Linked DNA regions of Homo sapiens: all the other regions are linked to region 1. A link is a loop called in an ENCODE intact Hi-C map of the cell type or tissue named here. Cell type or tissue: heart left ventricle. All regions are shown on one strand.

Region 1 (8,000 bases):
ATAAGTGAAATTTATGAATCATTTAGTCATTCTGTTTAACTTCTTGAGGAGCCAACAAAATGTCTTCCATAGGGGCTGTACCATTTTACACTCCCACCAGTGGTGTACAAGAGTTCTAATTTCTTCACATCCTTGCCAACACTTGTTATTCTCTAATTTTTTTTTTTTTTTTAGTAATAGCTATCCTAATGGGTTTGAAGCAGTTCTAATTGTGATTTTGATTTACATTTCTCTAATGACTAAATGGCACTGAACCACTTTTCATGTGGTTATTGTCCATTTGTATACATTCTTTGGAGAAAAGTCTGTTCAAGTTCATTGCCTATTTTGTTGCTGAGCTGTAGTAATTCTTTATATATTTTGGATACTAGTCCCTTATTGGATACATGATGTGCAAATATTGTCTTCCATTTTGTGGTTGCCTTCTTTCTTAATAATGTCTCTTGATGCACAAGAGCTTTTAATTTAAATGAATTCCAACTTGTCTGTTTTTTATTTTGTTGCTTGTGCTTTCATGTCATTTCTAAGCATATATTTGTCAATTGATTTTTGACAAAAATGCCAAGACAATCCAATAGGGAAATAATAGTATTTTCAACAAATATTGAATTTCCACATTTAAAAAATAATTTAACCCTTTTTTCTTATCATACACAAAAATTAACTAAAAATGGGTCATAGACCCAAATGTAAAATGAACTATAAAATTTCTTGGGCCAGGCATGGTGGCTCACGCCTGTAATCCCAGCACTTTGGGAGGCCGAGGCAGGTGGATCATGAGGTCAGGAGTTCAAAACCAGCATGACCAACATGGTGAAACCCCACCTCTACTAAAAAATACAAAAATTAGCCGAGCATGGTGTAATCCCAGCTACTCAGGAGGCTAAGGCAGGAGAATTGCTTGAACCCAGGAGGTGGAGGTTGCAGTGAGCCAAGATCGCACCACTGCACTCCAGCCTGGGCAACAGAGGGAGACGCTGTCTCAAAAAAAAAAAAAAAACACTTCTTAAAAGTCTGTGATCTTGGGTTTGGCAAAGATTTCATAGACATGGCACCAAAAGCACAATCCCTAGAGAAAAAAATGAATAAGCTGGACTTTATCAAAGTTAACAAAAATTTGTTCTGCAAAATATATCATTATTTCTTATTGGATGAAAGGACAAGCTGCAGAATTGAAGAAAATATTTGCAAATCTTAGGTCTGATAAAGCACTTGTGTCCAGAATATATGAAGAACTCTTACAGTTTAATAATAATAAGATAAGCAACCCACTGAAAAATTGGCATAAAAGTTTTTAAAAAAAAGGAAAAACTGGCAAAAGCTTTAAATAGACACCAAAGATATATAAATAAATAATGACAAACATGCTATAATAAATAATGAGATAAAAGATGCCATTAGCCGTTAAGGAAATGCAAATTAAAAACATAACAAGATATTACCAGAAACCTATTGGAATAGCCAACATTCAAACACCAACACCCACTGTCAAGGATGTGGAGAAACCGGAACCCATATACATCACTTGTAGGAAAAAAAAATGCCACAGCCACTTTGGCAAAAAGTTGGGCAGCTTCTTAAAAATATCCACTCAGCATATCCTGAACAATTTCACTTCTAGGTATATATCCCAGAAAAATGAAAACACATATCCACACAAAGACCTATATGTGAATGTTTCACAAAAGCATTATTCATAATATCCAAAAAGTGAAAACAATCTAAATGTTCACCAACTTATGAATGCATAAACAATATATGGTATATTCATCCAATGGAACGCACTTAGAAATAAGAATGAAGGCAATGCTGATACAGGAAACCACACGGATGAACTTCAAAAACATTATACGAAGTGAAAGAAGCCGGACACAAAAGACCACATATAGTATGATTCTACTTATATGAAATTTCTAGGAATTTCTGTCTATAGAGATAGAAAGCAGGTCAGTAGTTGCCTGGAGTCAAAAATGGTAGCTGGGATTGATTGCAAATGGGTAGGAGGAAATTTTGGGGGTGGTGATAATGTTCTAAAACTGAATTGTGATGGTTTACTAAAAGTCACTGAATGTACATTTCAAATTGGATGAATTTTATGGTATGTATACCTCAATAAAGATGCTTGAAGACATACATAGTTTTAAGAAATATCATTTTAATTGCTATATAATATTCCATCAAATGGATATGCCACATTTTATTAAGCAACTACTGAATAACTATTGAATAATGAGATTATTTCCAAACTTTCATTCTTTTAAATGCTTCAACCAATATGTTTGTTTGATTTTGTGCAAATCTGGTTTTTAATGGTCTCTTTAAGTTGATTCCCAGAAACGGAACATAGGAGAAGGGGATGCCCATTGACAGGGCTCTTGTTACCTAGCTGCCATCTGTTTTCTTTAACATTATATAAGGTTAAACAGCTCAGCAATGAATGGAAACATACATGTTAAAAATTGAGGGCCAGGCACAGTGGCTCACTCCTGCAATCCCAACACTTCGGGAGGCTGAGGCAGGTGGATTGCACGAGGTCAGGAGTTCAAGACCAGTCTGGCCGACATGATGAAACCCCATGTCTATAAAAAATACAAAAATTATCCAGGTGTGGTGGCGCATGCCTGTAATCCCAGCTACTCAGGAGGCTGAGGCAGGAGAATCACTTGAGCCTGGGAAGTGGAGGTTGCAGAGAGCCGAGATGGCTTGATAGGGTTTGGCTGTGTTTCCCCCCAAATCTCATCTTGAATTGTAACTCCCACAATTCCATGTGTCATGGGAGGGACCCAGTGGGTCCCTGTGAATCACAGGGGCAGGTCTTTCTCGTGCTGGTCTCATGATAGTGAATAAGTCTCACATGAGATCTGATGGTTTTATAAAGAGGAGTTCCCCTACACAAGTTCTCTCTCTTTTCCTGCCGCCATCCGTGTAAGACCTGACTTGCTCTTCCTTGCCCTCCACCACGATTGTAAGGCCTCCCCAGTCATGTGGAACTGCAAGTCCACTAAACCTCTTCTTCTTCCCATTCTGGGGTATGTCTTTATCAGCAGCATGAAAACGGACTAATACAAGGTGCCACTGCACTCCAACCTGGGAGACAGAGCAAGACTCTGTCTCAAAATGAATAAATAAATAAATAAATAAATATAAATAAAATAAAAATTGAGGGGTTTGGAAAGGCACTTCTCAACAAACAAACCTTACTTGGGCACATTTGGATTATAAAAAATAAACCCCTTCTAAAAACTATAAAAAATAAAAGGGGCAGAATCAATAATTTATCCTGATTTTTCTGCAAAAACTATTTCAGGGACACAAAATCAGATAATTACAACAAGTAAATGCCTGAAGTAAATAAATAGAGTAATTCTAGCTAGTACACAAAAAGGAAAAAAATAGAATGTTGCCATGGTGTGACCCCCTTAAGTTACAATACTAAGAGGTCTTTACTCGTCATAACAGGAATAGTCTGGTGTTCTGGGGAAGGTGTTAATACCAGAAATAGGGGAGCAGGGGAAACACCCCAAGTTTGCTTGGTAGGATCTTGCAGAGGAGGCTCAGGAGCTGAACTGGATAATTCAAACAAGTCATCTGGCTTCTCAAAAGTCCTCATGGGGAAGTGTCAGATCATGCAGGTGTCCACAGTGGACTGGGACCTGGGCAGCACTGAGTTCCCCTTACTGACTGCACCATCCATGAGCTGAGCCTGCCTTCTGGGGAAGGAGGGGCATCTCCAGGAAGGGCAACCGGGCCAGGTCAGAAGGCCTCCTGTGTCTCCGGGGCAGTGTGGTCTTCTTTCAGGAGAGAGTGAGTCATCACTGAAGGAGAACAGAGCGAAGGCTGCACAGTCCAGCAGTACTGGGCCCAGACTCTCAGCCCCTTTCTGGCCCTGCCACGCTAAGATAGGATCATCTCCCTCATGGATGCAGCTGATGTGTGCGTGAGCACACGCTTGCCAGGCAACTGGCCAGCACCGGCTGTCTCTGCAACGCGGAATTTACAAATGCCCTTCCCGTGAGGAAGGAAGAGTAACCCGATTGATTCTCCGCTACCAAGCAAGCCCTCTGCCACTTTACAGTGCAGTAACTGCTTACAATGATTCCCCTTCTCGGGAATCGCTTTTCTAGCTCTTCCTCTACAGTCGGGGAGCTGAGCCCCCAGAAGCCAGCAGTCACACTAGTAGGGCAGGGCAGAGCCCGCTTGACCCCTTCCTTGGGAGGGGGGCCTAGCGCCGGGGCGCGTTTCCTCTTCGCGCTGCCCTGTCCTGGCCCGCCACTGGAGCCGGTAGCCCGCAGGGCAGCGGGGGCGGAGGCGACCCTGGGGGTGGCCTGTGGGCCCCCCTGCGAGATCTCGACGGTTCCTATCTATTCCATTCTCCCTCCCCGTCTCCCTGAGCCCCGCCCCTGGGTCCCTTGCTGGAGCCGCTCACCCCCTCCCCCGCAGGCGTTGTGCTGGGCCCGGGGCAACTTCCCCAGAACGTCCGGCCACCCTGCGCGGAAGCACGCCTGGCAGAGCTGCTGAGCCAGGCTCAGGTCGCGGAGTAGCGGCGCTCCGGACCGGCGGAACACGGCGTCCTCGGCTCAGCTTCGGAAGCGCCCCCGCCCCGCCCGGCGAGCCCGGGAATGGCGCGCGCGCCCCCTGCCGGCCACACCGGGACCAGCGGCACCCACAGAGGGCGCGCGGGCAGGGCGCGAGGCGGCAGGCCCCTCTCTTCCTCCCGACCCTCGCAGGCTGAGCACATCAAAAGGCAGGCTTCCTTATGGGTGCTTTCGTTGAAATTCAGCATTGTGGCCAGTCTTGAAAGTACAAAAAAAAAAGAGGGCAAATGTGCTGCACCACTTTAACACAACTTCAGTGACCCTGTTGTCTTCTTCTCTCAGATCTTCCTTCTGCTGCTGTATCTGCATTTCCTCATAACGCCAACAATAATGAGAGCATGGCCCGGGAACCCGCAAACTTTTTTCTGGAAAAGGCCAGATAGTAAATGTTCCTGGTTTTGTGAGCAAGATGGAAAATCGCCCATAGACAATATGCTGAGCCGACTGAGCCTGTGCCAGTCCCTGGGAGCCGACGCTAACTGGAAACAGCCAGGCCAGTTGTGCAAACTGCCCACTTGTTCATTAAATCGAGGCAGGTGTGACTTCAAGGCTACCACTCTCTGGTCCTTGTCAGGTGCAGGCTCTGTTAGAGGTTCCTGCCACATCCCTGCCTGGGCCACAGGGCCGTCCCTGGGTCCCCAGGTGTCTCTCCAACCATAACCCTGCCTGGGCCCTGCTATGTCATTTGAGCCATGAGGCCCCTGAAGATCAGTGGCCCCTGCTGCCCTGGGCCCACAACCTGTCACTAGCCTGTTGGGGTTTAAGGGTGAAAAGAAAGACCTCAGACACACATATGTGCACATGCATGCACAAACACACGCATGCACGCACACACACGAACATGCACCAACATGCGGACCCACTAACCCGGAACCACTGGGTTTCTGTGGCAGTGAGAGTAGGAGAAAGGCCTAGGATGCAGCTTGTAGTGAACTCTTATAATTCCATGTTACCATTCCCAACAGAGGTTTAACTTTTTCCTACCAGAGGCAGGGCTTACTCACCCTTAACACAGTTTCCAGCTCTCCACCTCCTTCCAGTTCCTCAATGTGATCAATCCAGACATCTGCCTTATACAAACACCTCCTGGTGACCACTGCCCTACGAGACAGCTGGATACAACCTACTTGACTCACCCCACTGACCCCACATGGACCTCACAGATATGCTGCAATGACCACCTCTCAGTCATGGCGTGATTACATGGAACCGGTGCCTGCTTGCTCTAAACCCATCAATTAGAACTCCCTATGGGAAACCTGCCTGGGGTAGACCCCTGGACCCCACTTAAGGCCTCAGCTTACAGGTCCTCCTCTCTCTCGATCCCCACCCAGTGGTTGTGTGTGTGTGTGCCCCAGGCAGCTCCCTCCATTCCGCTAGCCATGTGAGGTATTCTGCCTTCTTCTCTCTGGGATCTGTGAGGAATATGCTGCTTCTGTGACTCTATGTGCTTTGTCCAGTTGCCTCCTCTGTCTCCCCGGACAGATGCACCAGAACCTAGCTCCTCTCCTAGTCAGGGCTGGCCTAAAGAGTGGCTATCTTATTGGGAATAGCTGGAAACAGGTCAGATGGGAGCCACAAGGAGTCTGCCAGTATGAACAAGATTCCTGTGAGAGCAACACCAGACCATGGGTCTCACCCTCAGGCATGAGGCCACCTGCCAGGATAAAGAAGAATCTTGTGAAAGGCGTGCTGTACACATCCACCACCAAATCCCCGAGGCCCATTAGGTGGGGCACAGTTTATAGGAACTCTGCAGAAAGAGACCACAAGACCAAATCAGAAAGAATCACAACAGCCTCAGCCACATGGTTCCCTCCATGAGCAGAGGCACCCACAGCACCGAGGAGAGGGGAGGGGAGCTGAAGAAAGGGGAGGGGAGAGTAGGAGAGGATGTCTTCAAGCCACCCTGTTTTCAGCCCCACAGGCCCCGTGATATGAGAAGCACAGAGGGTTTCTCCAAGTACAGAGAACAAAACAGGAATAATCCTCTAGTTCTCCTTCCACATCCTCATCCTAGGGCATTTTTATTTATGCAGAGTACACACTCCCTGTCTTGTACCTCACTTTCCTAGGTGAGGGTGCCCCCTAACATGCTGGCTTGGTGGGTGTTTTCCTGGGTCATCCCCAGCGGGCACCTGAGCCTGGGCTATGCAACCTGCTGCCTCCTCCTTGTAGGAGCCCCCTCTCCCAGCTGTAGGTCTCTTCCTCTCAAAGGACTCAGCATCAGCCTCATGCAAGAAATATCCTTGGGAAACAGTGGCCTGACAAGAAGGGTGAGGGTGAAGGAAAGGCTAAGAATTGGGCAGCCAGGAGATGGCTAGAATTGGCTAAGAATTGGAAAAATTGGAAAAGGCTAAGAATTGAGATGGAGACGGTGAGGGAGGAGGGAAAGGAACAGTGGACCCACTTTGCTGATAAAGGAGCTTAGGTCAGAACAGCCTCCAGACACAGAGAGGAATGGCCTCCAGGTATGAGGGCAGCAGAGGGGCTGGAAATGGGAAAGAAGAGTGGCCTCCAGGTATGAGGGCAGCAGAGGGACTGGAAATGGGAAAGAGTACAGGGTGTGGAGGAAGAAGGGGCAGCCACATCACTGCAGGAGACTCTGGACAAAGGAACATTTTCCTCCAAGTACCCAAGGTGCTTTGGTATGACACCATCTGGTTGTAAATTGATTTAAGGATAGGAACAGAAATTTGATCAAAAGTCAGAAATATTTTCATACCTTTGACCAAATCGTCCTCCTTACTCACTGGAATTTACATCAAAGAAGTGACATGAGTGGAGAAGGCTTTTCTGGGAAGGATGGGAGGGGCCGGGATAGGGAGGTGCTGGCAGGAAGGGGAGGATTCAGGAGGGAAAGAAAAGGGGAGGGGAGGGCAGGCTGCAGCCCCGGGGAACCTTGCACAGGCCTCGCAGCCTCACCCACCTGGGGTTGAGTTGGACTCTGCTGACTGTAGCCTCTCTGAGCCTCCAGTTCTCTCTGGAGCTCTACCTCATAATATCTACCCCAGTGGCTAGTTTTGAGGACTTCACAAGATAACACCTGGCACAAAGTAAATGCTCAATAAAGGTTAATACTAATATTACTCAGATAACTTATTAGGTCTCTGTTCAGAAACCAACCCTCACATTTTATAGTTATTTTTAAAATTTACGTACAATGCAATTCCTTTCTCTGTCTCTCTCTCTCGTCTACAGTTCTATGAGTTTTGACAAATGCACAGGATCATGGAACCAGCACCACAATCAAGACAGAAAAGTTCCACCCACCTCAAAAGTCTTTCTCACCATCCTTTGAAATCCAGCTCTCTCCCATCTCTAACCCAGGACATCTCCATCCCTAAGGCTTTCCCTTTTCCAGAAGGTCATATAAATGGAATTGTATAGTTTGTAGTCTTTTGA
Region 2 (8,000 bases), 640 kb before region 1:
GTGATCCACCCATCTCGGCCTCCCAAAGTGCTGGGAGTACAGGTGTGAGCCACCGCGCCCAGCATTAGTAAGTACATATTAAAACTAAGTACAAACTTCATTGCCTGTGCCTCTCCAAGAGTAATTCATGCAACAACTTGCCATGTGGTCGGGGCATCTTTCACCATCCTGAGTCTTTGGGCTTGGCCACTCAGATGTATCTCTTCGGGCTACATGGACTCACAAATCAAGGAATATGGAGTTAGTTGCAAAACCATTCTGGAGAATTCAACCTAGATGATAATATGATCAGATAATGGAAATAAAAGTTTATAAACCGTAAAGTGCCATAAAAATATAAGAGGATGATTATTCCAGGTTTCCAACAAGGGATAGAAACATTCTTTGAGAAGAGGCTTGATATTCTCACACTGTCAACATGACTTTTCCTTTTGAATGAAAAAGATTTTATTTTCTTCTTCTCATGGGATAAGTACATGACCTTTACAAAACAACTCCGAAGCATTTCAGTTGTACAATCATGAATTGTGCACAAGAAAGGTTTGGTCACACTCTCGCTGATGCTGTGAGCTGATGCCAGAGGAAGACCTATGATAAACTAACACACCCATGCCAGGCCACCCTACATAAGTTTCTGAAAGTTCAGAGACTTCCTAGGAAGTCACCAAAAAGTCCCCTTGGGAATCCATGTCCTTTCAATAAAGCTCTTTCCAAGAACAAATGTTCTCAGCTAACTGGAATCCTACCAGGACTCACTTGAGATCCGTGAGTGTTTCTGTAGTACCTCCCTGAAGTTGATACTGCTGAATGTGGTGTCAGAATTCCTTTTATCTTGGAGGAGTTCCAAAAGATCCAGCAGAAGGCACACGTTTCTTCTCTTAGACCACATCCCAGCCAGTGGGTCAATTGCACAGGTGGCAAGCATAATGATAACTAGTGATTCTGCTTTGCTGGATGCTTAGAACTTGAAGCCATTAGAAAATGCTTCTCCTACTCCTGTTGTCTCCCTGGGCTCCCTTTTAATTTTGTAATCCCTGGCACATGTGTGTTAGTCAAAATGCCTGCCAGATCATTCATGCTGAGGAAAATAAGAAAAATGGAAGGTTGGCCACCCAGGCATGAGGGTTTTCTAAGCTGCCCATATATTGGGATGGTCCCAAGTCAGAGTGAACTTAGCAGGTGGCTTCTTCAGGCTGCCAGGACCTCTGAAGGAGCCTGCTTCTTCAACTACAAAATGAAGACAATGCTATTTACTTTATGAGTTTTCTGTGAACATTAAGTAAGGCAAAGCATATATAGAAATCAGCACAGTGACTGGCACAGAGTAGGCACTATGTGAGTAATAGAGATCATTATGTGTTATTGCCATTCATGATTATAATTATTATTTTCTGGGAAACCCAAATTTTGGTTTTCCCCCTTTATCTAATTTCAAATATACCAAGCATTTTATGTGAAATAGATCTTCGCATGAGAAAAAAAAAAAACAGAAATGTAAACTAGATAGAACCAAAATTTAATCTTTAGGAAAAGTTCCTGCAAGCCAGACAAGTGAGCCTCATGCCAATTTCCTGGTTATTTATAAGCCGCATTCTTGCTTCTTTCACAAACTCCAGAGATTTCTCATTTGGAAACAGAGTTGCTGGAGGTTTCTTAATTCTACCAGAAAATACCTTGATTCTAAATAACTGGTAATACTTTTTTTTTGTAGGAAAATACAAAAACATTAAAAAAACATTAAAAAATCTAAAAATAAAATTAATACAAATCTTTTAGAAAATCAGTGCAAATGAAGTATATCTACTATATGAAACTCTTATGCATGAAATGATAAAAATCTATCTGGTTTTAATGATCTAAAGAAAATGGTGTATCTTTTTTCAACCTGAGAACATACTTGAGTCAGACAGTGAATAACAATCATTTATCTTAAAAATATATCAATGTTCTTAGTGCAATCTACATTCATAAACATCTATTTTGAATCATAACCAAGAAATATCCAGAATCACTGACTTTTTTCCTATGTCCTCATAATTAGATTTTATGTAAGTTGAAAATCAACATGGGACATTTTCGGAGCAGAGATAGCATATTCTGTATTTCTAGAGTTTTGTTTGTTTGTTTGTTGTTTTAAAACAAGTTTTTTTTTTGTAATTCAAATCCATTTATGTTTCAAAAGAAATCCAATCCATATGTTTTTTATTTATTTACACTTACTGTAATTCATCAAAGAGCTATTTAATAAGCTATTTAATGTCCAAAGAGTCTTCGTCACAAGTTTTTTTTTAAGTCTTTCATCTTGTGTACCAGGAAGCTTTGCTTTTCTTTGAAACAAGGTTCTAAGAAAAACCTTCTGGAAAAATATGACCTTCCACTCATATTCTAAAATGTTACTCGGCTGGCAAATTAGGCTAACAGAAGGGTAGGCTTAAGCAATGCTTTAGTGAATTTAACAAGTTCTAAAACAGGGGTCAATTCAGTCCCCCCAAATCTATAATTAATAGTTGGATAGTGGCATTTTGGAGGGGGTCAAAAAGGATAAGCCCCTCTGCTTTTACTCAACAATCTCTCAAAAATGTCAAGAAAACACTGTGTGTTAGACATTATCCAATATGGGCAAAAAATTACTTTGATTTATTTTCACCATGCAATATTATCAAAATCCATCATCTCCAATTGCTGGAAAAATTGTTCTGTGTGTGTGTGTGTGCGCCTATGCCTGTATCTGTGAACGTGTGTATATCTGTGTGATGTGTATCTGCATGTGTGTATATTGTGTGAATGTCTGCATGTGTATGTATTGCAGTGTTATTTGTTATAATATACTTGCTTCAGATAAGATACAGGAAGGAATTTCTGGAAAACAAACCCCAAACTCAATGTTTTTGTAAGCTCTTGTCAATAGCTCCAATAGAAGCTTAGCTGAAGCCTTGTGTTCCAAGCCTTTAGGTTAATGGCCTCCTCTGGCCAGGACTTATTTCTTCTGGTGAACACAGAAACCTGCCATGGAGGATAAATCTTCTGACTGACCCTAGACAAATCCTCGAAGTAACAATTCCAAATATTACCATCGAGAAAAAGTGTTTGTTGTATTGCACTGCATGTGTTCTAAGGAAGAGACATTTTTCAAAGGCACCATATAAAGCTCCATTGGGAATTTCTCTAAGTACAACACGAGATGATCCGGAAGGTCCTGGGGCATCTGCCAAGTGGGGCTTACATGCAGTACATGCTCTTGGTTTTACGCATTTATTTTCCTGTTTTATTAATTCAATAAACATTCATGCAGAGCCTAGTTAGTTAATCAGGTAGCTATTTATATATAAAGAAAATGACCTCATTTTTTTCTGTTGTTAAAGAGGTGTTTATGTATATAATAGGTACTTTTCTGAACAGGAAATTGTCATATCTATCAATGCAGAAAGTGCTGGGTGATTTCAGGTTTGTTATCTTGTTCTGTTTTGATAACGACCCTTTGAAGCAAGGCTGGAACCTGAGGTTCAGCCAGATTAAATAACTTTCCCCATATCATAGAGATATTTCTAAGAAAAGCTGGAAATAAAACCCAGATATTTATGATGACACAATTCACTCTGCCTTATCTCACTACTGCAAATTCCATGAGATTTCAGAGCAGGAAGAGATTGGTAGGGATTTAGAATATCATAAATTTGAGGTCTCAGCTCCAAAACCCATGTAGTCAATAAAAGGGTTACTGCAGCATATTAAAGATCTCCCTTGAGCCAAGGGCAATGGGGCCTCTTGATCCTGCTTACCTTTCATCCTGGAGACAATTATGGTGATTTGGGGTGGGATCATGGGTTTGCAGCTATGCCTGGCCATTAGTGGGTAGGTACTCATCTGAACCAGTGAAGCCTGATGAATTGGAGACCAGAATAAATGAAATAGAGTGAAATGGAACTAATGCTTGGCCAATTGTGATGGCTTCACAATTGTCTACTATGTGACTTGCAGTACTATATAAACTTGCTGAACCTCAACGTCCTCATCTATAAAATGGACAATAAATAGTACCCCACCTCACAGGGCCATTGTGTCAATTGAGTGCATGGAATCTGCTGACCACTATCAACACCTATCCCCATTGGCCATCTTTCCTTTCTCTGATCAAGTCCTGAGTCCACAGCCATTAAACTCTAACTTCTATCCACTGAATGCTGGCCCCTCTGAGCTCCGACCTAACCAGGACTGAGAATAATGGCTTCCTTCTCAGAGTATTGTACCTGAGAGTCTTTGACAGGGGCACTTGAGGGATGACCAGCTCAGAAAAGCATATGGACTTGCAAAACCAATTGAACATATATTGCAGACAAGAATTAAGAAAAACTTGGGCCTTAAGAGAAAGGAGAATACTAAAGTTGCCAAAGGCATGGTTAGATTATAAAAGCAAAGTAATAGGTTTATTTATGGAACACGGGATATGGGTCTGGGAGTTGGGGTCATGGTTTGGGATAGTGTTAGGAACATGGTTTCCTTTCATTGCTATGACCACTCTGGTGTCTCTGCCATACTCTAGGCATCATGTTAGGTGTATCTGCAGACTATCACAGATCTGCACAGGAACAAGTTGAGGGAGGAGCTGAGACTTGGACAGGTGGTTTTCTCAGAGCCACGTGGCCAAGGAAGGGCTGAGATGTGAGGTCTCGTGCACACAGCTTGGGCCCCATGTCATTTCCATTGAAATATGTGGCTCAAGGTAATTGAGCAGCTATGGAAATGGGTGTGAGTGAAGCACTGTCAGTTACTTTTCTAAAAAAACTGACATCCCAAAACATGAGTTCCCTTTCTGAAGCTGTCTTCTGGGAACCCCCTTGCCTCCTGAGGGCCATGAGGAACTCCCTTTTTGACTATTGGTCACTCTGGGCTCCATCCTCCAGCCCTCACGCACCACGACTCCATGGATCAACTGTCATCAAAGCCTCAGCCTTTAGCTTCTTGTCATGGAAAGAGAGGATGAGGAGGTGAAAACAGAAGTGCATATAATTTTCTGGGGACATTTTGAAGTGACTCATCTTTCCGAATTGGAGAATAGAAATACGGGGCAATAGCCACTGAAATATTTAAATCATGCCACATGGTAGATATGTCCTAGGAAGCTAGCAAGAGAAATAATTCAGCAGAAGCTGGAAGGTATACATTATGATAATTTTTATTGCAAAATTATTTATTATTTTTAAATGTTTGTTTTTTGAAATTGTGGTAAGAACAGTTAACATGAGACTTAGCCACTTATCACATTTATAAGTGCACAATACAGTATTGTTAGCTATAGACACAATACTGTTCAGCAGAACTGTAGGACTTATTCATCTGTGTAACTGAAACTTCATACCTATTGAACAACAACTTTTCATTTCCCACTCCCCCAAGCCCTTGACAACCCCTGTTCAACTTTCTGCTTCTATGAGTTTGACTATTTTAGATTCCTGGTAAAAGTGGACTCATGTAGTGTCTGTCTTTCTTTGTTTGGCCTATTTCACTAGCAAAATGTCCTTCAGATTCATCTCTGTTGTTACAAATGATAGGATTTCCTTCTTTTTATGGCTGAATAGTATTCCATTATGTATATATACCACATATTCTTTATGCATTCATCCATCGATGAACATTTGGTTTATTTCTATGTCTTGGATATTGTGACTAATGCTGCAGCGGACAAAGGAGTGCAGGTATTTCTTCCCAATCCCGATTTCAATTCTCTTGGATGTATACCCAGAAGCATGATTGCCAGCTCATATGGTAGCTCTATTTTTCATTCTTTAGGGACCTCCATACTTTTTTCCATAATGGCTGTACCAATTTGTATTCCCACCAAGTGTTCAGGGTTTCAACTTCTCAACATCATAAAATGAGAAGTATAATGAGAAATGTATGACACACATAGCCATAAACTGAACACACACACCTATATGTAGTTGAAAATGTGAAACTATATAAATATTTTATTTAAGAACTAAAATAAAATAAAAATATATTACATTATATATAATTATAAATGGATACACGCTTGTGACAAAGTAACATGCAAATAATATTTTTATGTTAAAATAATGGTATAATATTTTTTAAAGTTAAAAGTTTACTTTAATAAAATAGAAAAAATCAATTAATGCTTTATTTAGTAAAAACTTAATTGAAAATAAATTATATATTATAGTAAATTTCCTTAGTAAAACATGTTGTTTTCTCTTGAAGTGTTAACTTTATTTAAAGCAATGCTACAGTCTGGGTAAAGTTATACTTGAAATAGTAAATATCTTTTTTTCTGAAGATGGTTTTTTCTTTGTGGCTGTTGTGGGATTATGGATACCTAACTAGTCCTAAGATAATGAGAAAAAGATGATTTTCTTTAAAACAAAAATTAATATTATTTATATTTATATTTATATGTAATCACTTTCAATATAAGCACATACTTCAAAAAAAAAAAAAAGAAAGAATCTTTGAAATTTTAAAAATTCCGGTGTTGATAACAGTAAATTTTAGGAACAATTCCCAAGCCTAATTTTTGCACACATCACATATAGGGCAATTTTTCTGAATCTTGGACCACTGGTGACATTGTTCAGAGTCAGAGAAGGGCTTCAATTAGAAGTTCCAGGTGAGCATCCAGTGAAGTTCTTACTCAAGAGGGCAGAAACCTCGCTGGCTGAGTTTCTAGCTAAAGTTTGTTGACTCATCCTGTTCTCTGTGAGCATGGGAAAATGTATATCATCTCCAGGGGGCAAAGAGAACTCTGTGCCAGGTCAGAGGAAGCAAACTATTAGGGAAACTAATCCTTTGAAACCATTTACTAAGACACTGAGTGCTGTCATTTGGTTTACCTGGAAGGCTTGTTAAAAATCTAATCACAAGATGATTTATATTTGAGGCACTTTTTGTACTATGATCCTTCAGCCAAGATCCATCTAGCATACAGATCTTTTCACTTTATTTTTAAGGACATCTGGAAGGTATTTCCCTACTCCCCTCTCCAATCTAAAGAACAACCAAACTACTTCTAGTGCAACAGAAATGAAAGGATCACCATAATGCCAACATCATTCATCTTTTTTAAATGTATAAATGCTTTTTGAGAAAAATTCATGCATTGTAACATTTGGGGGAGGCTATAACTTGTCATCTAATTATTGACATACAGATCAATAGTTTTTTTCTACATAGTTCATCTTAACACCATAAGCAACTCACATTATCTTCAAATCTCCATCAGAGAGAAGGCTGAGGCTTGGCTGGAGCAAGAGCTGGGTGACCGCAACAGGCCCTGGAGGGAGCCGTGCTGCATGTACATTGGGGCTATGTCAGGAACGTGGCTTCAGTAAATCTCTTAATAACACAAAGCTTCAACTTTTTCACCTGTTAAGAACAAAACAAAAAGCAAGGCTGTGATACTTCATTTCTCAGATGTTCTGGAACCCTTCAAGTCTAGCACATGTCTTCCAACCCATGGCTCTGTATAGACCTTCCAGCCTACCTACAGTGGCATTTCCATGCACCTTTCATGTTTGGTTCTACAGAGACAGTTCAAAAATTCTGCTGGTGCTAATGAACTGAGCTCTGGTCATGCACCTATAAGGATCAACGGACAGCAACCTGCATGACACTGATGATTTATGCTTTATAAAATAGAAAACACTAATGAGAATGAGATTAAACACTAATTATTATTTTTATCATTATTAAACACTGCTTAGAATAATCCATGTTTTGTCTGGTGGGTTAGAACAAACAAAAAAGATAATAAAAAGAAATTTTAAAAATCAAAAAAGAATGGACTATGTATAAATGTAAACTACAACCTATAAAAGATTCAATTTTCTCTCTTTTACCGTTTGACCATAGCTTCTGCATTACGTGGATTTGCTATAATCTGAATTTGTATTTTTATATATCCCGCCTGTGGATATTCTCAGTGCAATATGGTGTTAAAAATCTAAGCAGCATTCTCTTTTGCCTGCTGGCATTTATCAAAGTGA
Region 3 (8,000 bases), 170 kb before region 1:
ACAGGCGCACCCCACCACACCCAGCTAATTTTTGTATTTTTGGTAGAGATAGGGTTTCACCATGTTGGCCAGAATGATCTCAATCTCTTGACCTCGTGATCCACCCGCCTCAGCCTCCCAAAGTGCTGGGATTACAGGCATGAGCCACCGCACCTGGCCACAAAAATTTAAGTGATTGATAATATTAATCCATGGTGGGAATGTATACTTATATATTTTAATTAAAGTAGAAATTATCAAAAATTACTAGAACAGCAAATTGGCAAGACCTATCAAAATACACATTATCATTAACTCAATAATTGAGCTTCTAGGCATTAGGTCCAACACAAACACGCATTCCCTGTTAGAGATATGCACAAGGAGGTTATATTATGGAAGTCAAACTATAAGAAACCTCAGTGTCCATCAGTAGTGTAGGTATGTCCACACATACTGTCTCTAAAAAGAATGAAAAGATTTACATGGCCTACTAAGACAAAGACTCCCAAGTTAGAATATATTTTACAGGTAAAATTCAGAAGTTAAAAAACATAACCAACTGCCATCTTCTATGTTGGAACCTTGTGGGAAGAGTGTGGAGCTCGACAAAATTACAAGATTCATGAAAGATTAAACATTTTCATATATCTTAGACTGTAAATGTCAATCCCTCCCTTTGGCACACCTACAGTGGAATTCCAGTTTCTTCTGGGCCCTTATTCAAAGTTAGTTTTCTGAACTCATTTTTATATGGTCTTCCTTTTTCCTTTGGCCTATACTGCCCTTTTGGCTAAAAGGATTTTATTTTTCCCATGTCCTGAAGTTTCCCCATATCCTGAATACTGGCATTTAGTACAAGTGATGGTTTGTTGTTCATCATGCAACATGATTTCACTTTTCAGTATGTTTCTTTACAAGAGACTCTCTGGTTGTTTGATTTACAATCTAGTCCTGCTGTGTATAGCATGGTCTTTGTTCAATTTCATGAACACCATGAGAGTCTGTTTTTTCATGTGGATCCCATTCTTCTCAAGAAGTGCTTGCTCTTCACAGATAGATTTTCACACCTCCCTATAGCTGCTTCCATGAACATGGAAAATATTCAAATTACTCTTTGAGATAGAGGCACTTTGAGTTCAAGCCCCATTTCCTCCCCACTGACTCATCTACTTCTTGTGTTACAATAAATAAGTTAGTGAGTCCTTGAGAAGTAGTCAGTGCACAAAAGCTGTGGTTGTTTAAATTGATATTTTTGTTAGAATTACCTTCTCTGTGCAGATAACAAACTGATGCTTGGTACATTTTCCAAGAGTACTTACATAGTAAAGGTAGAGTGAAACTGGACTTCACAGCCTTAATCCCAAATCCCTCCACTCCATGAGAGCCTCCTCAGTCCTTCCTGATTGCCACGAGCCCTGTGAATTCTGCTTGCCTGCAGAAACTCCTCTTGGGTTATGTGCAATGATTCCTTGACTCATTCATACAAATTGTGTTTGTACATAGCACAAGCTTGCAGTTATTTTTACTAAGTCTATTAAAATTAAAACTATGTAAAGTAGAACCTGAAATCCTGAACATGACCAACATAGGGATTTTTCCATCTCAGGGGAGAAGGTAGAATGAAGGGATTAGATATTAACAAGGCCTGTAGAGGTTCTAGCACCTACTCCTGCAAGACTGGCTGCATATTTTCATTGAACAAAAAGGAGTAACAGTGGAAACCTGCTGCTTGAACTTTCTTTATTTACAAGTCTTGCTTGTTTGTCCTTTTGGATATAGGTGCCTCCATAGAAAGATTACAGAAAAACTCATCACTTCATATTTCAAATAGGGCAAAAGAAATGTGTAACGAGATTTCCCCAGGGTCCCACAATTTCCTTTCTTGAGAAAGGATTTAAAACGCTGCCTTGAAACAGTCCACCGGAATCCCTCAGAGAACTCATCCGTTAGCTGTGGGCAAGACCCTCTGTGTTTTTCCACCTACCCAGGGAGTGATGCCTATTCTGGGGATGGTCCAAGCTCTTCTGGCAATTAGGAATGTCCCACTTTTGAGCAGAAAACTTGCAATCATGAGCACTTTGATGCTGCCTCACATTACATTTGGTAGGTGCTGTGGTCTGAATGTTCATATCCCCAAAATTCATACATTGAAATAACCCCCAAAGTGACAGTATTAGAGGTGGGGCCTTTGGGAGGTGATCAGATCGGGGTAGGGGACAGGAGAGGCCTCATGATGGGATCAGCGCCCTTATCAAGGAGCCCCAGGGAGCTCCCTCATCTCTTCCACCATGTGAAGACACCAAGGTAAGGCACCCTCTGTGAACCAGGAAGTGAGCTCCCACCAGACACCAAATCTGCCAGGGCTTTGATCTTGGATTTTGCAGCCTCCTGATCTGTAAAAAATATATTTTCTATTGTTTAGAAGCCACTCAGTCTATGGTATTTTATAGCAGCCTAAACAAACTGAGACACTAGAGATAGAGTGCAGGGAAAACAAAACAAAGCAAAACAGAACCAGACATTTGAGAGATCTCTTCCCATTAGGATTCTTTAATTGTCATCTAATTGCTGTTCAAAAGAATTGATACAGAGTCAGAACAGAAAACAAAAGCATGTGAAGATCCTTTAACAGCTTCGTAACCGTCAGCCATCCAACAAAACACTGAAGTTCATGCCTATCTAATTAATTTTCTGGCCATCTAAAAATTTAAAAGGTTTGAACTCAAGACTACAAACAAATACAAATTTTCTTTGAAATTGCATACTATATAAAAGAAGAAAGAATGATTTGCCAAGTAGACTATTAGACTCATAACATGCTGACATTCATAGAGAGAAGGCGGAGCAAAGAGACAGGCTTTATTTTATTAGATTTTGTCTTCCCAGCCCTCGCTGGAGCCATTGGAGAGAACTCCATCTAGCTGAAAGACCTGAAACTTAGAACCAAAGCAGCCAATGACTACACAGCCCGACTCCTTCCCAACCCATAGCTAGATCCTGGATTACCCATATGTGAACCAAGGCCAGTGTGGGAAGGGCACTGTGGAAAGCGAACGTACCAGGTTCCCAGGGAACAGCCAGATGAGGCTACCTGCTCCAGGCCAAAGAGAGGGAGCAATGCCACACCTCCTCCCAAGGGGAAGTAGCTCAGGCCTCATGTAAGTGAAGAAAGACCTAGACATTTGCCTAAGGACCAGGTTTCTGGATCTCCTCACACTCAGGAGGAGCACAGCCCCACCCTTCTCAATCCAACTTCTGTAGAAGGAGGTAGGCCCCACAAGCCAGAAGAAATTCTGAAGAAGGAGAAAGAGGGGGTGCGTGGACCTTCTCTCAAGCCTGGTGGATGCCTGTAGGTCCTTCTATCTACCAAATTGCACCTTTCCCCAAGTCCCAGATGGAGCAATCATCCTCCCTCTGCCTCCCCACCTCCCGTGGACTTCAACCCTTATATTCATGTTAGAATCTCTCTGCCTCTTCCTCTGACTTGATTGTTTGCCCTGGAAGGCATGAATCAGACATTCACATCACATAGCCAGGATGTGGTGCAGTCTCTGGAACAGTGAGCCACTGAGGGAGTGGGTACTGGAAAGGTTCATAGACTAACAAACACCTCAACGACTGCTGCTAACTTGGGTGCTTCAAGGCATGTGCCTGAATCCCACCCAGAGATCCCAGCTGCAGAGTCCAAGGCCCTGAGCCCAGCCACACAGCTCAGGAGTGATTTCTTCAGGGCAGAAAGGCCAGGGAGACTCCTCCAGCAGCTGTGCCAAATGCTGTGCCCAACTGTGAGGAAACAGTGGCAAAGAGGTATAGGTTAAATGTGTCTGGTAGTGGGCAGGCAAGGAATGAATTGAGGTGGGGAGAAGGCCAGCAGCTCAGCATGCCGGGGAAGGCACGCTGCCACCTGCTTGAAGCAATCCATTTGGTTGACCCTCTGGATGTCTGCACTCAGCCAAAAGCACACGGATAAATGTCCTACATGGCTCACAAGCTCTGTGGATGAGTCTGTGTCTGTGGACAGAATCCTCAGTCGTCCAGGGTGCTGGCCAGCTGTCCTGCTCAGTGGCTCTATGGCCATGAGCAATACCCCTCTACCAGGCTGGCTGGCCAGCTCTGATGGGCCTGGACACACCACACTCCCCAACACAGGGCACAGAAAAAGTCAAGAAATAAGGATTGATCAAATCTCTATCTGGGGACGATAGGTGACATTAGTCTTTGGAGGGAGCCATTGCTAGTTTTTCAAGCAGGGTGGAATGCGAGGAGAGCTGGGCTTCAGAGGTGTATAGAACCAATTAGGAGTTTTGACCCGCCATGGTTTATTTTAGGATCAGGGAACAGGTGCTTGCTGGCTGGCTGGCCCAACCTTCTGAGGCGCCATCCCAGGCCGCATGTCAGGCGCCCTGTGGAATGTTGGTGCCCACCGCGCTGAGCCTGAACTCTACGCTCAGATGTTGCCATCTAGTGGTGACAAGGTGCAAATCTCACCCTTCGCCCTAATGCATAAAGGATCAGGAATTTTAAAAGAAATACTTTTCTAATAAAGCAAATTAAGGAATACTTTTTATTCACTTTTAAACAATACATAGAAAAGATTGCATTTTTGGTTTTGGCCTCTTTAGCCTCCTAAATATATACAAAAATCACATCAAGAATGTAAACTACCAGAAGTCAAGGAGTTGGAGTTGCCCAAGTGCCTTTATTGAGACTACAGTTTCCCCATGGAGTAAATCTCAGTTCGTTACTTTAATTAAACACATGTCAAGAGATATTTGTGATATGAAGGAATGAAATTTAAATTTTCCCTGCATTTCCTCATTCTGATTCCAACTTGGTTACTTACCAGGTAAATGGCACATAAATTCTCTGAGGCTCATACTCTTCACTGGCAAAATGGGAACGCATGACACGATAATAGGAAAAAGTGATGTGAAAAGACGATAAAACCCTGAAGGCACAACTCTGGGTGTGTCCTGACTGCTCAGGTGTCTCCCAGGGCGGCCCATTTGATGACACAGCCATGGTTTCCTCTCTTGAACAGGGGGTCTGTGTCCGCTTACTTTACCTAAGAGCACACTCACCAGCAGCCCCTGCCAAGAGTGTTCAGTTCGTGTTCTGCGCAGTGTCTAAGATATTCCTAATACTTAACAGATGTCAAAAATGGAATATTCATGATAAAAATACTCTTTAGTTTTCCATAAGCTCCAGTGACTAGAATGAGCCTTTCAACCCATGAAAGGATCCAGTCCTGGCTGGATCCAGAATTCAGGGAGTTCTGAATTTTGTGATTTCAAAGTGCTGATTGGTTAAGATACAGGTTACGTTCCTCCTGCACTACCTACCCAGGCACCTTCCTCAGTGATGAGACTTTACTCCTACAGCCCATCTCTTCCTAAATGGATGGCCAGCTCACCTAGAATCTCTCAGGGATTTTGCACTTAGTCTTACTTCCCGCTCCTAATTTTTAGTTTCTCTCTCTCCTTTTCCACTATGAGCAAACACCCTTTTGTCCCTTGGCTGAAGTCGATCATTCTGTGAGAGTGCTGCCCCTTTGGGTTATGGTTCTACTTGAAATTGATCCGTAACAAACACCTCTATGTCCTCATTGTCATTTCCTGAAAGGAGGTGTAAGTCAGGTGCAGGAGACTGAGAAGAGTAAGGCTGAGCCTCACTCACAGGCACACACTGTGGTGGGACAGAGACATCCCACAGTATAGCCGCAGGCCAAGAGCGAGTCCCCTCAGGGCCCCAGAAAAAGGCAGAGTGGAAATGCCTTCAGCAGGCTTACCCCAGCCCCACATCTTCTCCCAGCCCCTTCTTGCCCATCCCCTGGCTGGGGCTCCCACACCTGTTCCTTTCATATAATGGCCCTCTCTTGGTTCCCCAGACATGCAATGGTTCTGGATGTCCCTGAACCTCTGGCCACAAACTGCTCACTGCCCTTTATTGTTGTTTTTCCTCCTCCTCTCCCAAACCATGACAGTTTCCCAGGGCTGTATAATCTTTCCTCTCCTTCCCTTCTCTTCTCCATGGCCCACTCACCAAACCTATATTTTGAACTGTAGCCACCCATCGCTGGCCCTCCTTGGTGGCCAGGCATGACACCTCACATTTGCAGTAAACACTGTTCCTGACTTCTCCATGGCAGTGGCACCCTCAGCTCAGGCTACCCCATTGTTGTCTTTCATCAATAAGTCCCAAACCCAGGAGTTTCTCTCCTGAGAAATGGGCCCTGGATCCCCACTTCCTCCAGATCCCCCCAGCTGCCCACACTTGCTCTGAATTCTCCTGGAGTTAACACCCACTGCCACCTTCATCTTCCTTGGAGAACAATCATGCCAGGAAGGTCACAGGAGCCGGAGCTGAAATCCCAGCTCTGACATGACACTTCTCTAACCTGTTTCTCATCTACAAAGTGGAGACAATCTCCCAGAGCTGTGGTTCCAATGAAAGATACTGTGGGAGAGCAAACCCCCAATGTGGAATGAATGGGAGACTTCCCTAGAAAAGAGGTCTAGGCATCAGCTCACCTCTACTTATTCTCTTTGTAACCAGAACAAGGGTTTAAACCTTCAGGCCTCAGTTTTCCCATCTGTGAAGTGATCACCTCAGCACCTGCCTCACTCAAGGGTGGTGAGGATTAAACCTAATTCTACACATAAAGGTCTCTGGGATAAACTCCCCAGACCATGTATGTTATTATTATTTCCAATTCTTCTTCATCTGAACTCCTCACCCCAGCATCAAACGTCTACCATACTTTAAATTCTTTCTTCCCTGGCCCTGTCTCTCAACACAGCAAGCATTTCAACACCCATGCAATCATTTGACAAATATTCACACTTTGCCTCTCCTCTGCCTGCATGACTTGGTGCTCTGTGGCACGGAACGCTGTGGGTAGTGACTTCTGCACTGGGCCTGTGATAGGAGGGGTCTGGGCATCAAGCACAGCATCACTAATCCTTCAGTGGGGTCTTCTCCTTCCAGGCTTGGCTGAAAGGTAGCCTCAGCCCTGATCTCTCCCTCAATATCCCCAGGAGGAGACACCAGTCCTTCTTCACTTCCAAGGTTTGCAACTAATGTGTATAGGTAAACAGAGGTTTATAAAAACTCCAAAAGCTCCTCACTCCCATTTTGATCTTAGAGCTGCAATTAGGGGCTGCAGCTCTGATCTTCTCAAGATGGCACCTAGAATGTCACTGGGCCCCAGTCACCTCCTACATTCTGCATTGTTGGGTTTGGGGGAGTTAGCCAGAGCTCCTGATGCACCCACTTCTCTGAGAGGCAACTGAGGAGTGAACACAGCATCACAGCAGGTTCACCATGAGCCACCTGTTTCTAAACAATCCATTTGGTTGACCCCCTGAACGTCTGCACTCAGTCAAGAGCACACTGATGAATGTCCTACATGGCTCATGAGCTCTATGAATGAGTTTGTGCTGGGAAAACTGGATATTCATATGCAGAATGACATTAGACCCCCACCTCTCTCCATATACAAAAATCAGCTAAAAATGGAAGACATAAATGCAAGACCTGAAACAATAAACCTACTAGAAGAAAACATAGGAAAATACTTCAGGACATTGGTCTAGGAAATTATACGAATAAGACCTCAAAAGCACAAGCAACAAAAACAAAAATAAACAGATGAGTTTATTTCAAACTAAAAAGCTTCTGTCCAGCAAGGAAATAATCAACAGAGTGAAAATACAACCTACAAAATGGGAGAAAATATTTGCAAACTACTTATTCAACTGAGGATTAATAGCCAAGGTATACAAGGAACTCAAACACCTCAATGGCAAAAAAAAAAAAAAAAAAAAATCTAATTTTAAACTGGGAAAATGATCTTGAAGAGATATTTATCAAAAGAAGACATACAAATGGCCAAGAAATATATGAAAAAAGGCTTAACATTACTAATCATTAGAAAAATGCAAATCAAAACCACAATGAGGTATCATCTCATTCCAGTTAGCATGACCATTATCAAAAATACAAAAACTAGCAAATGC

What was found. Peaks named below come from ENCODE experiments on the same cell type or tissue, not always from the same donor. Only the 100,000 strongest peaks of a DNase experiment are listed, where the experiment ranks them.
Region 2: a loop joins it to region 1, with 3 times the contacts of the local background. A loop is called at or near these places in 2 of 110 quality-filtered maps.
Region 3: it touches region 1 in a loop (2.9-fold over the local background); 17 of 110 quality-filtered maps call a loop at or near these places.

Annotation. Positions count from the first base shown.
Region 1 is chr7:47,249,965-47,257,964 of GRCh38, forward strand. It overlaps LOC124901628 (a long non-coding RNA gene), which reads right to left and starts at 4,650. Exons shown (of 2, transcript XR_007060318.1): 1 at 4,427-4,650; 2 at 2,136-3,815. RefSeq lists a silencer at 4,532-4,711. In heart left ventricle, a CTCF peak has its summit at 4,640 (motif pointing left); DNase peaks (open chromatin) are centred at 3,769 and 4,557; H3K4me3 peaks cover 1,179 bases; H3K27ac peaks cover 1,046 bases.
Region 2 is chr7:46,610,141-46,618,140 of GRCh38, forward strand. No RefSeq gene overlaps it. Among named protein-coding and RNA genes, the nearest start is that of IGFBP3, 690 kb to the left of the region's middle. In heart left ventricle, no CTCF peak of the experiment used is centred here; no DNase peak of the experiment used is centred here.
Region 3 is chr7:47,084,555-47,092,554 of GRCh38, forward strand. No RefSeq gene overlaps it. Among named protein-coding and RNA genes, the nearest start is that of SNORD151, 380 kb to the right of the region's middle. In heart left ventricle, CTCF peaks have their summits at 4,450 (motif pointing left) and 4,659; a DNase peak (open chromatin) is centred at 4,397.